2 separate regions of the Homo sapiens genome follow, and region 1 is linked to region 2. Evidence: read pairs that join two places in POLR2A ChIA-PET (ENCODE). Cell type or tissue: A673. All regions are shown on one strand. Each heading gives the region's core, and the rest is flanking DNA. Links, peaks and the distances in the headings are about the cores only.

Region 1 (5,387 bases), core at 78-5,077, 320 kb after region 2:
TCCTTTGGCAAAGACAGCCTGCCCCTTCTCTATTCATTTCAGCCTTGAACACAGAGGTAAATTCCTCAAAATAGAAACCTTTGTGGACTCTATCTGATGCATTTGTGAATCATGTTTGTCACTAATTCTAATTTAACTTCATAGAAGTTTTAAAACGCTGTTTAGTTTTTTTGCTGTTGTTCCTTTCCCAAATCAACTTTCAAAAAACGTTGGTTTAACGGTGTTAGAAAGGCTTAGACATTTTCTTTTGGGGGACAGTGTGATTAATGTTTGCAGCAAACGCAAGGGCTGTGGTGTTGACAGATCCAAGTTTTATTAACTCCAGGACTATTCCTGGATGTGTGACCTCAGGCAAGTCAGTTCATCTCTAAGCTTCTATTTCCTCATCTGTAAAATGATTTAAATTAAATCCACCTCCAGCAGCGTCATGAGGCAAAGATTACCTGAGATCACATCTATAAACAACACATTGCTCACAGCGCCCAGTGGACACAAGGTCTCTTCCTTCCTTCCTTCAGGCACAGGTGAGAGGCCCACACTCTGAGCAGCTGGTTATGAGTGGGCCATTATCAGGGATTTGAACAGTCACTTGGCTTCACTGCTTGCTCCCAGCTCTTGGCTTGTGTTTCTTTTTTCTTTACTAGGCAGGAGGGATAGCAAAAGCAGGAAAGTTATTTTGCTTCTACCTCAGGATCTAGTGAATGTCACATGATAATAAACTATAACAATGGTCATCTTAGCTATAATTTATTGAACATGAACACTTTTTTTTTTTTTTGAGACGGAGTATCTCTCTGATGCTCAGGCTGGAGTGCAGTGGTGTGATCTTGGCTCACTGCAGCCTCCGTCTCCTGGGTTCAAGCAATTCTCCTGCCTCAGCCTCCCGAGTAGCTGGGATTACAGGTGTGTGCCACCACACCCGGCTAATTTTTGTATTTTTAGTAGAGATGGGGTTTCTCCGTGTTGGCCAGGCTGGTCTCGAACTCCTGACCTCAAGTGATCCACCCTCCTCAGCCTCCCAAGTGCTGGGATTACAGGTGTGAGCCACCAATCCTGGCCCCTATCAAACATTTCTTATATGGCAGGTCCTATGCCAAGCACCTTCTGAGCATTAGCTCCTTTAATATTCACATATGTTGCAAATATTACAGGTATTATATCCCCATTGCACATATGAGAAGTCTTGAGGTTTCAGGTTTGTGTCTGGCTCCAAGGCTTTCGTGCTTTACACTCAGCACCTTGCTTTTCAGCTGTACCTTCATGGTCCCCATTGGTATGTGGTAGATTTTACCCCCATTCACCTTCTTGACCTGTAGATGTCAGGGCCGTGGTTCCCATTTCCAGCAGTGCAGTGCAGGGACATTTTGATGTTAAGCACAAAGACTTCAAGTTTCCCAGCTTCTCAACTTCACCCCAGCTCTGACCTGGCCCAGGGGCAGCTAGCGAGGCAGAACAGCTAGGAGTGAGGAGCCTAAAGGGAGACTGGGATTCAGCTCAGTGAGTCCCTAAGGCTTGTATCTCATGCCTTCCATAAACTCACTCCTTGCAGAAGGCGCTAGAATGGACAGAAGCGGTGCCTTCTGGAACTGGGGCGGTCTGAGAGCTAGCTGTAAGCAGAGGTTGTTAATCAGGGTTGGATGGACGGATACATAGCCAGTTGTCTAGGTAATAAACAATGCCTTTTGCCCTGTACTCCCCATTCCATTTTGTGTTTCTGATTGCCTTTATACCAACGTCTGTGCCCACACCTTTGCCCATGTTATTCTTTTTTACTTTTGCCCACTGAGACTAGAAAGACTAGAAGCTTCTTAGCAGCTGTGACTGTGTCTCATACATTTCCATGGGCTGTTGTTTATAATTGGAAAAAGTGATGTGGCAACATTTGAAAAAATGTATAAAAAGCTCAAAGATGTTCCCTCCTACCCTTATAATCTCACCTCTTCCCACCCCCATAATCTCACTTCCCTAACACAATGGCTTTTACTTTTAACCTTTTTAAAAATAATTTCTTCCTTCTGAGGCAGACCCTGTTGTTTTATAGTATCTCCCAGCTTCTGTCTTACCTGCCAGGTGGCTAGTCCATGCAGCTGCATCCATGTCAGAGCTTGATAGGGTTCTCTCTTTCACCTCACCTGATACCTTTTAGGATTTTTGAAGCTTTGGAAAAGATACCACTCTGATGTTGAACAGGAGAGGGACCTGGCCCTCTCCAAAAGATACTGGCCTCAGTTGCACTGCCCCTTATATGCAACACTGGCATCAGATGGAGTGTCCAGCCTCCTGTCTTTTGGCATGGTGGCCAGAGATCCAAATGTGGGTAGCAGGTTATAGATTTAAACCAGTATTCCTTCAGGATATATTTCATAGGGTTTTGTGACCAACTGAGTTTGAGAAACTCTAGATTATATGTTTAAAAATGTTTCTTTATGGAAGTGCCTTTTTAAGAGACAAGGTCTTACTGTGTTGCCCAGGCTGGAGTGCAACAGCATGATCATAGCTCCATTACACCTTCGATCTTCCAGGCTCAAGTGATCCTCCTGCTTTAGCCTCCCAGGTAGCTGGAACTACAGGCATGCACCACCACACCTGGTGATTTTTTTTTTTTTTCTGGTAGAGATGTCTCACTGTGTTGTCCAGGCTGGTCTCAAACTCTTGGGCTTGAATGAGTTTCCCTCCTTGGCCTTCCAAAGTGCTGATATTAAAGGCATGAGCCACCATGGCCAGTCAATGGCACTGCTTTTAATACGCTAGTATTTACTGTGAATCTCTAAGAGAGGTCTTATTAAAAGAATAATAGCTAGATTTTATTGACTGCTTATTCTTGTTAGATCTAGGATCCCTGATGAAGTCTGTGGAGTGTCTTATTTAAACCCTGTAACAATCCAGTGAAGTGAATGCCATCACTGTCCCCATTTTAGAGACTTGAGAGGCACTTGCGCAGTATCATAGCTAGTTTGCCTTGGGCAGTGTTTTGTGCTTGAGTAGGATGAGTCTAGACCCACACAATCTTTTTTTTTTTAAAGCAGGTCCCAGTGATTAAGTTCCATGGACTGTACATTCTTAACCCATGTATAATACTCAGCTTTGCCCAAGCCTTCTGTTAGTTGGGACTTCCTGTGGAATAGATTAGTACTCAGGGACAGTAGTTGGAGAATTGCCAGTTTTAACTTGGAATGTGAGCAGACTTGGACTGCTAGATAAAGAAGGCGGATGGAGTTTCTCAGTGAACCCTATTTGGTTCTGAGGCCCATGGAGCCTCTGCATCCCCAGGTTTCTTGGTCTGTGTCACATTAAGTTGGTATTAATGCCTATTCAGTGGGAGAGGCATGCCCGAAGAGTCTGGAGTATAACGTCTAGACCAGTGGTCTCAAATTTGGCTGTGTATTGGAATTCACTGAAGAAGCTTTAAAAATTATGATGTTTGGCCTCTCTCAGGGATTCCAGTTTAATCCAGATTATGCCCAGGCCTTTGTGATGTTTAAATGATCCTTGGGTATTCTGATGTAGCCTGGGTTGAGAACCATTGGTTTGGACACACTCCTTTGTGGTCCAGTTACCATGTCTTATCCCAAAGCAAGGGGAAGAAAAGGGTTCACTTTGTGAGTGAAATGACTTAATGTGGTTTAGAGTTTTTTGTTTGTTTTTTCATGAATGAGTGACCTGTGTTCTTTTTCATCAGCCATGTATGGCCTTGTAGATCTTCTCTGTGATCTGTACCCCAGTCCTAACTTTGCACTGACAGTGACATATTGAGCAGCCCTTATGTAGAAGTTTTGGATTGGTTACTAAGGGGACTGGTGACAAAGAGGCTCAGCACTCTTATTCCTGCTGGAAGAAGGAAGTGGGTACCATTGCTCAGACCACTGTATCTACGCTGTCCCAGGAGAGTTGGGACAAGAAGTGCATTCTGGGTTATGACATGAGCTAACTGCACACAGATTTCTTATTGGGCTCCAAAGAGTATCACTTTCATTTTCAGTTGGGTCAGGTGAAATTGGGTAATACAATTGTTTCTTGGTTTGGTAGCTGGGTAACTTAAGCTGTTGTTATTAATGTGTCCGCAAAAAAGCCTTTTTTAGATATTTCGGAAAATATATGCCCTTGTCAGTAAAAAGCAATGATTGTCTCAACCCTAAGCTATAATCGCTTTTCTAAACATACTCATCATTTCAAAAGCATTGATCCTGGACTGGAAGGCCTAATTCCAGAATTTTGGTACTACTGCTCTTTATCCAGTTCAAGATGGATGAGTTCCAGGTTGATCAAAGAGTTTGTAATGGGAATGTTTCTGTTGGTTTCTTACAGTACAACAAACACCTCTTCGTGCACATTGGGCATGCCAACCATTCTTACAGTGACCCATTGCTTGAATCAGTGGACATTCGTCAGATTTATGACAAATTTCCTGAAAAGAAAGGTGGCTTAAAGGAACTGTTTGGAAAGGGCCCTCAAAATGCCTTCTTCCTCGTAAAATTCTGGGTGAGTAAGACATTGCTGTGATTTCCGTGGTTTTTGTCTGAATGGTCACATCTCTTACATGAGCACAGTGCAGCACAGCTGGCTTTGGATTTACACTGAGTGCACCTTCATGTGCTTCTGCACAATTGCCAAGGGAGCACGGACTCACACCTGTGAACTGTCCTCATGCCGGCCTTATGCATCCACATGGTGCACCTGGGTGACATTCTCTGTCCCTGCCAAAGGGCACAAGGGACAAGCAGCCTCTTTGGACTTCACTTAAATTCCCGGAGCTGGGATGAAAATAAAGTTACATGCTTCAAGATTTTGTAAGCATCAGAGAGGAAACAGAATTGCTTTGCCCAGTGTATACTTCATTTGTGCTTTAAAATGACGGGCAAAGTCCCCTGGCTGCTGCAGCTTTGCTGATGTTCCAGAGCCTCTGAGAGGAGCTTTGCCACCCTTTGGCACTAGTCAGCCTTGGGCCAGGGGAATGCTAATGGGTCAGAATGGGCATAAGTATAATGTGTGTGTGCTAAGGGATTGGGGCACCAGATAACCTGCTAGCGCTGCGAGTTTATGATTCCTCAGCCTTTACACACATTTTTTTTTAAAACTGTTTTAAGTGTTTGTGCCCCTTAGCATGGCATTAAAGGCCCTAAGCGACCTGGTTCCAGGGTAGCTTCCTCTTGTGTCCTGCCAAACCCCTGTTGCCCCACCTGTCCAGTCTATGCTCTGCCTTCTGTTTGTCTAGATGGACTTTCTGCTCCTTTCTCCCTGTACCACTGGGCCAGCTCCTTCTCCTCCATGAGACAATAGCTCCACTATAATAGAACCTTCCCCATTTGAGCAGACCATTGATTTCTCTTTTAATCCCATTGCATTTGGTAATCACTTCCCATGCTGTGTCATGATTGTTTGGAGGTGTC
Region 2 (5,387 bases), core at 238-5,237:
TACACACAAAATTTTATCATCTGATAATATCCAGAGTGGAAGATAAAGTAAGAAAACAGGAATGGAATCATTTTATATTTTAAGTAGAATTATAAATCAGTATAACCAATTCCTAACCAAAGTCATAATACAGGTTAAAATAATTACAAGAGACTATCATATGCAACTCCACAGCTACAGATTTGGAAACCTATAGGAAATGTATCATTTCCTAACAAAATAAAAATTATCAACATTAATGCAAGAAGTAGCAAAAAAAATTGAATACATCAATTACAAAAGCTGTTAGAAAATGACAAGAAATCTACCTGTGAAAGTAATACTAACTCCAAATGATTTTAGAATTGAGCTTTAAGCTATTGGACAAATTATTATAATACTATTTAAATTATTCCAGACCACATAAAAATATAGAAACTTCTTGAACTTATTTTACTAGTAAACATTTTAATAACCAAATTGCTTGAAGATAGTATGAAACAAAGAAGATCAAGCTCACCCATGTATCTAGAAAAAGTTTTAATCAAAGTGTTAGCAAAAAATACTGCAGGATGTAAAATAATACAATGTGACCAAATAGGGTATATTTCGAGATCCAAGGATGGTATAATAGCAAGAGATTGATAAACATATTACATAAAGAAATCAAAGGACAAAAACTGTACCATTAAGCATCATCTGTCAAGATGTTCAAGATTAAGAAGCATAGCTGAGAGGGACCCCATCTGATAGTCTTTTAACTCCCTGAATTCTAGTTGTTTATGATCAACACTTCATTTGTTCTTCTTCATTACATAAACCAATATACTTTCTTTTATTTTTTCTTAAGCTAGTTTGAGTTGGAATGCTGTCATGTGCAACTAAGTATATTTTCTGCTGGGTGCAGTGGCGCACACCTGTAACCCCAAGACTTTGGGAGGCTGAGGAGGAAGGATTACTTGAGACCATCCTGGGAAAGCATAACAAGATATCATACCTACAAAGTTTTTTTTTTTTTTTTTTGAGACGGAGTCTCGCTCTGTTGCCCAGGATGGAGTGCAGTGGCGCTATCTTGGCTCACTGCAAGCTCCGCCTCCCGGGAGACTGCAAGTTCAGCCTCCCAAGTAGCTGGATCTACAGGCGCCCGCCACCACGACCGGCTAATTTTTTTGTATTTTTAGTAGAGACAGGGTTTCACCATGTTAGCTAGGATGGTCTTGATCTCCTGACCTCGTGATGTGCCCGCCTCGGCCTCCCAAAGTGCTGGGATTACTGGCGTGAGCCACCGCGCCCGGCCACAAAAAAAATTTTTAAATAAAAATTAGCCAGCTATAAGTGGCACATGCCTATAGTCCTAGCTATTCAGGAGGCTAAGGCAGGGGGGTCACTTGAGCCCAGGAGTTCGAGGCTGCAATGAGCTGTAATTGTGCCAATGCACTCCAGCCATGACTACAGAGCAAGACCCTACCAGTAAAAACAAAACAAAACAAACAACAACAACAAAACAGAAAGAATGTGTATTAATACAAGCATCAACATAAAAATAGTTAATAAAAACAATTTTCCGTAGTCACGTACAACATAAATATTTTAAAGTCAGTAGAAAACCATCATACATTGTTAGTAGGAATGTAAAACAGTATAGCCCTTTTGGAAAATAGTTTGGTAATTTCTCAAAAAGTTAAACATAATATTACTGTATAACCCAACAATTCCACTCCTATGTATCTGCCCCAGAGAAATGAAAACATGTCCACACAAAGACTTCATGTTCACAGTAACATTATTCATAATACTCCAAAACTGGAAAGAATCTAAATGTCCATCACTGGTAAATGAATAGAGGAAATGTGGTATAACCATACAGTGAAATATTATTCAGCAGTAAAAACAAAATACTGACGCACACTACATCATAGATGAACCTTGCTAAGTGAAAGCAAGCCAGACACAAGAAACTACATATAGCAAGATTTCGTTTACATGAATTGTTCAGAAAATCTATAGGGATAGAAAGTAGACTGGTGTTGTCCTGGGGGTAGGGGCTGGGATTCACTATAAATAAGTATAAAATATATCTTCAGAGAATGAAAATATTCTAAAACTAGTTTACGGTAGTAGTTGGACCACTCACTAAATGTCACCAAACATCATTGAACACTTGAAATGGATATAATACTACAAAATATGACTCAATAAGGTTGTTAAAAATTAGCCAATAGATTCCTAATATACAAACAATAATCAAGTAAAATAAAGATAGAAGAAAGCATTCCATTCACAACTACAGAAAGTCATAAAGTATCTAGCAATAATATAACCAGAAATGTTTGGTACTTATAGGAAACTACAAAATTTTACTAATAAACATTAAATCTTGAATAAAAGGAGAGAGCTTTTTTTTAAAAGTATATTGCACCATCATACATATTTCCTAATTTACACTGTAAATTTAATATATTCGCAATCAAAATCTCAACAGCATTTTTAAGAGAAGAAACCTTAAAAATGATTGTTAACTTTATCTAAAATTATAAACATATGAAAATAATCAGGAAAATCTTTAAAAAGAAGAGCAAGAAATGGGAACATACCCTACAGTACTATATTATCATAAAACTACAATCCTTACAACAGTACAATAGAATTTACAGATGTATCAATAGAACAGAATTAAAAGCTAATAAATTAGCAAATAAATATGCAAGTTCAATATCTTACAAACCAAATTTCAAAGGAACGGAAAAATATGAAATATTCAATATGTGGTGTTTGGACCCATGTCAAGTCATTTGGAAAAACATAAAGCGTGATTCTGACCTCACTTCTTATACCGAAATAAAATCCAGATGGATGATACTTTTAGAATAGCTGAATGAGAAAGGCTTTAAGCATTTCACAAAGATTAATGTCTATAGAGAAAGGGATTATAAATTGGATTGCATTTTAGTTAATAGTATTTGAGAGCTCACTTTATACCAGGCACTTTTCTGAGCATTTTATTTAACCTAAGATTAAATGCAAGTAATGTATTTAATCCACACAATCAACTTGACCTATTTACTGTTCCTCCTCATAGTCTCTCAGCCTCACCTGTCTCCTGGACTCAGCCATTTGCTCTGCTTCACTCAGCATCTCAGGCAAAGGACACACCCTTCTGCTGCTTGAGGCTGAGCAGCCACTTATCTGGAGTCTCTGGCCCCTCCTACAATCTCCAGACCCAGATGAAATGCCACTCCACAGAAGTGGCTACACATAGCTGCCAAAAAGCCTGATAATGCAACCCACAGTGTGGAAAAGTTAACTCCTATTGGGGAAAATTTTGACTAGTAAAAGACAGGAAGCAGAAGGATAAAATCTCTCCTTCCTCCTGCCCACTGACTGTGCTGAGACATAGATGGCCATGCAGCCTGTCTGGAGGCTTCATGCATGGCTGAGTGACTGACTCACCTGCTGAGACGCAGTTATGTGTTTGTAGTCATGACAGTAGCCAGTGCAGAAAGGCTTTACCCTACATTGCTTCCCACACTTTACCACCTCCCTTTTCTTTTCATCCTTTCTTGCTGCCCTGGGATCACATCTCTCACCTAAAGCATTAGCACTTAATCCTTGTCCCAGTGTTTGCATTTTAGGGAATCTAGAGTAGGACATCCAATTTTTCTGATAAGGACACTAATTCACAGACAAGTAAAGAAACCAGTTAAAGATCATTCAGCCATTAAGCTTGGTTTTGAATACAAGGAAACTCATTAATCTTATACAGTGTAACTACAAAAATAAAAACCCAGCAGCAAACTGTGAACTATGGAATGCTATTTTTGGGATCAAGAGTAAGACAAGACAGGGCCGGGCACAATGGCTCACACCTGTAATCCCAGCACTTTGAGAGGCCGAGGCAGGCGGATCATGAGGTCAGGAGATCCAGACCATCCTGGCCAACATGATGAAACCCTGTTTCTACTAAAAAATACAAAAAATTAGCCAGGTGTGGTGGCACGTGCCTGTAGTCCCAGCTACTCAGGAGGCTGAGGCAGGAGAATCGCTTGAACACGGGAGGCGGAAGTTGCAGTGAGCTGAGATTATGCCACTGCACTCCAGCCTGGGCGAGAGCAAGACTCCATCTCAAAAAAAAAAAGAAAAAAAAAAGTAAGACAAGACTGCCCACTATTATCGTCTCTCTTCAGTATTAGATTGTTATACTATTATACTATGATACTAGAAATCCTAGCATAATGGCAAACAAAAGAAACAGAACTGATTTTACTCACAGATGTTTTGATTATATATGTAGGTGATTTTTAAATCCGTAAATGAATTATTAGAATAAACTTGAAATATAAAATGTTGCTGAATACAAGGGCAATATACAACTCTCAATTATATTTTTATATATCGCAACAAGACACAAAAACACAAATACTGCTTTTAACTGCATTTAAAATACCCAGGAATATATCTTACAGTAACTCTGCAAAACACTCACAAAACTATAAAACATTATCAAGAGAAATCAATAAGGATTCCAAAAATGAAGATACAAATCACATTAATAGATTGTAAGATCCAATTTTATTATGTCATTTCTCAAATTGATCTATAGATTCAAAGCAATCCCAATCAAAGTCCTAGCAAGTTTTTTGTTTGGAGGAAGTGGATTTTGAGTGTGTGAAATGTGTGCCAAGGGCCAAGAATAACCAAAAATGTCCTTGAAGAAGAAGAAATGGAGAGGAAGTTGTTCTAACAGATGTTAAGCTACAGGAAACTCAGTAGAGTATTGGTACAAAGGTTGACAAAAATGAAAAAGACACAGGCGTAAGGTGAAAGATGCCATTGGACCTTACTTTACACCATAACTAAAATCAACTCTAGGGAGATTAAAGGTAAAATGAGAAGGAGAAAACTACGTAACTTTTAGAAATTAATATATCTTCATTATCTCACAGCTGGAAATAATTTCTTTAAAAAGATGCAAAAAGAAAAAAAAAGCCGTAGAGAAAAAGGTAGATAAATTCGACTTCCTTAAAAGCTAGAACTGCAGTTAATCAAAGAGAACTATAAAGAGAGGGAAAAACCAAGCAACAAATCAGGAGAAGCTATTTGCAACACGTATAACTGGCAAAGGTCTTCTACTTAGAACACCATAGTTTTTGTATCTAAGACAAACAGTTTTCCACATTTTACCATCATGGACGTTGGGGTGCATCTTATGATCACTGGCAGGTTACAACGTAATTGAAAATGTTTTTGTTCTTAATGTAATACAGTGGTACATTTTTAATGATGGCATCTTAGATTTGATGAAAAACTGCATATAAAGAACACTGAAGAATCCTTAAGTAAAAGACAATTCAAGACCAAAAATGGACAAATGACTTAACAGGAATTTCATGAGAGAGGAAACCAAAATG

What was found. Peaks named below come from ENCODE experiments on the same cell type or tissue, not always from the same donor. Only the 100,000 strongest peaks of a DNase experiment are listed, where the experiment ranks them.
Region 1: POLR2A ChIA-PET joins it to region 2 with 12 read pairs; 3 of 35 experiments call an interaction of 5 or more read pairs at or near these places.

Annotation. Positions count from the first base shown.
Region 1 is chr11:12,897,635-12,903,021 of GRCh38, forward strand. It overlaps TEAD1 (TEA domain transcription factor 1), which reads left to right. Exons shown (of 13, transcript NM_021961.6): 10 at 4,306-4,479. Among named protein-coding and RNA genes, the nearest start is that of TEAD1-AS1, 23 kb to the right of the region's middle. In A673, for the core only: no CTCF peak of the experiment used is centred there; a DNase peak (open chromatin) is centred at 3,117.
Region 2 is chr11:12,578,833-12,584,219 of GRCh38, forward strand. No RefSeq gene overlaps it. Among named protein-coding and RNA genes, the nearest start is that of TEAD1, 93 kb to the right of the region's middle. In A673, for the core only: no CTCF peak of the experiment used is centred there; a DNase peak (open chromatin) is centred at 3,249.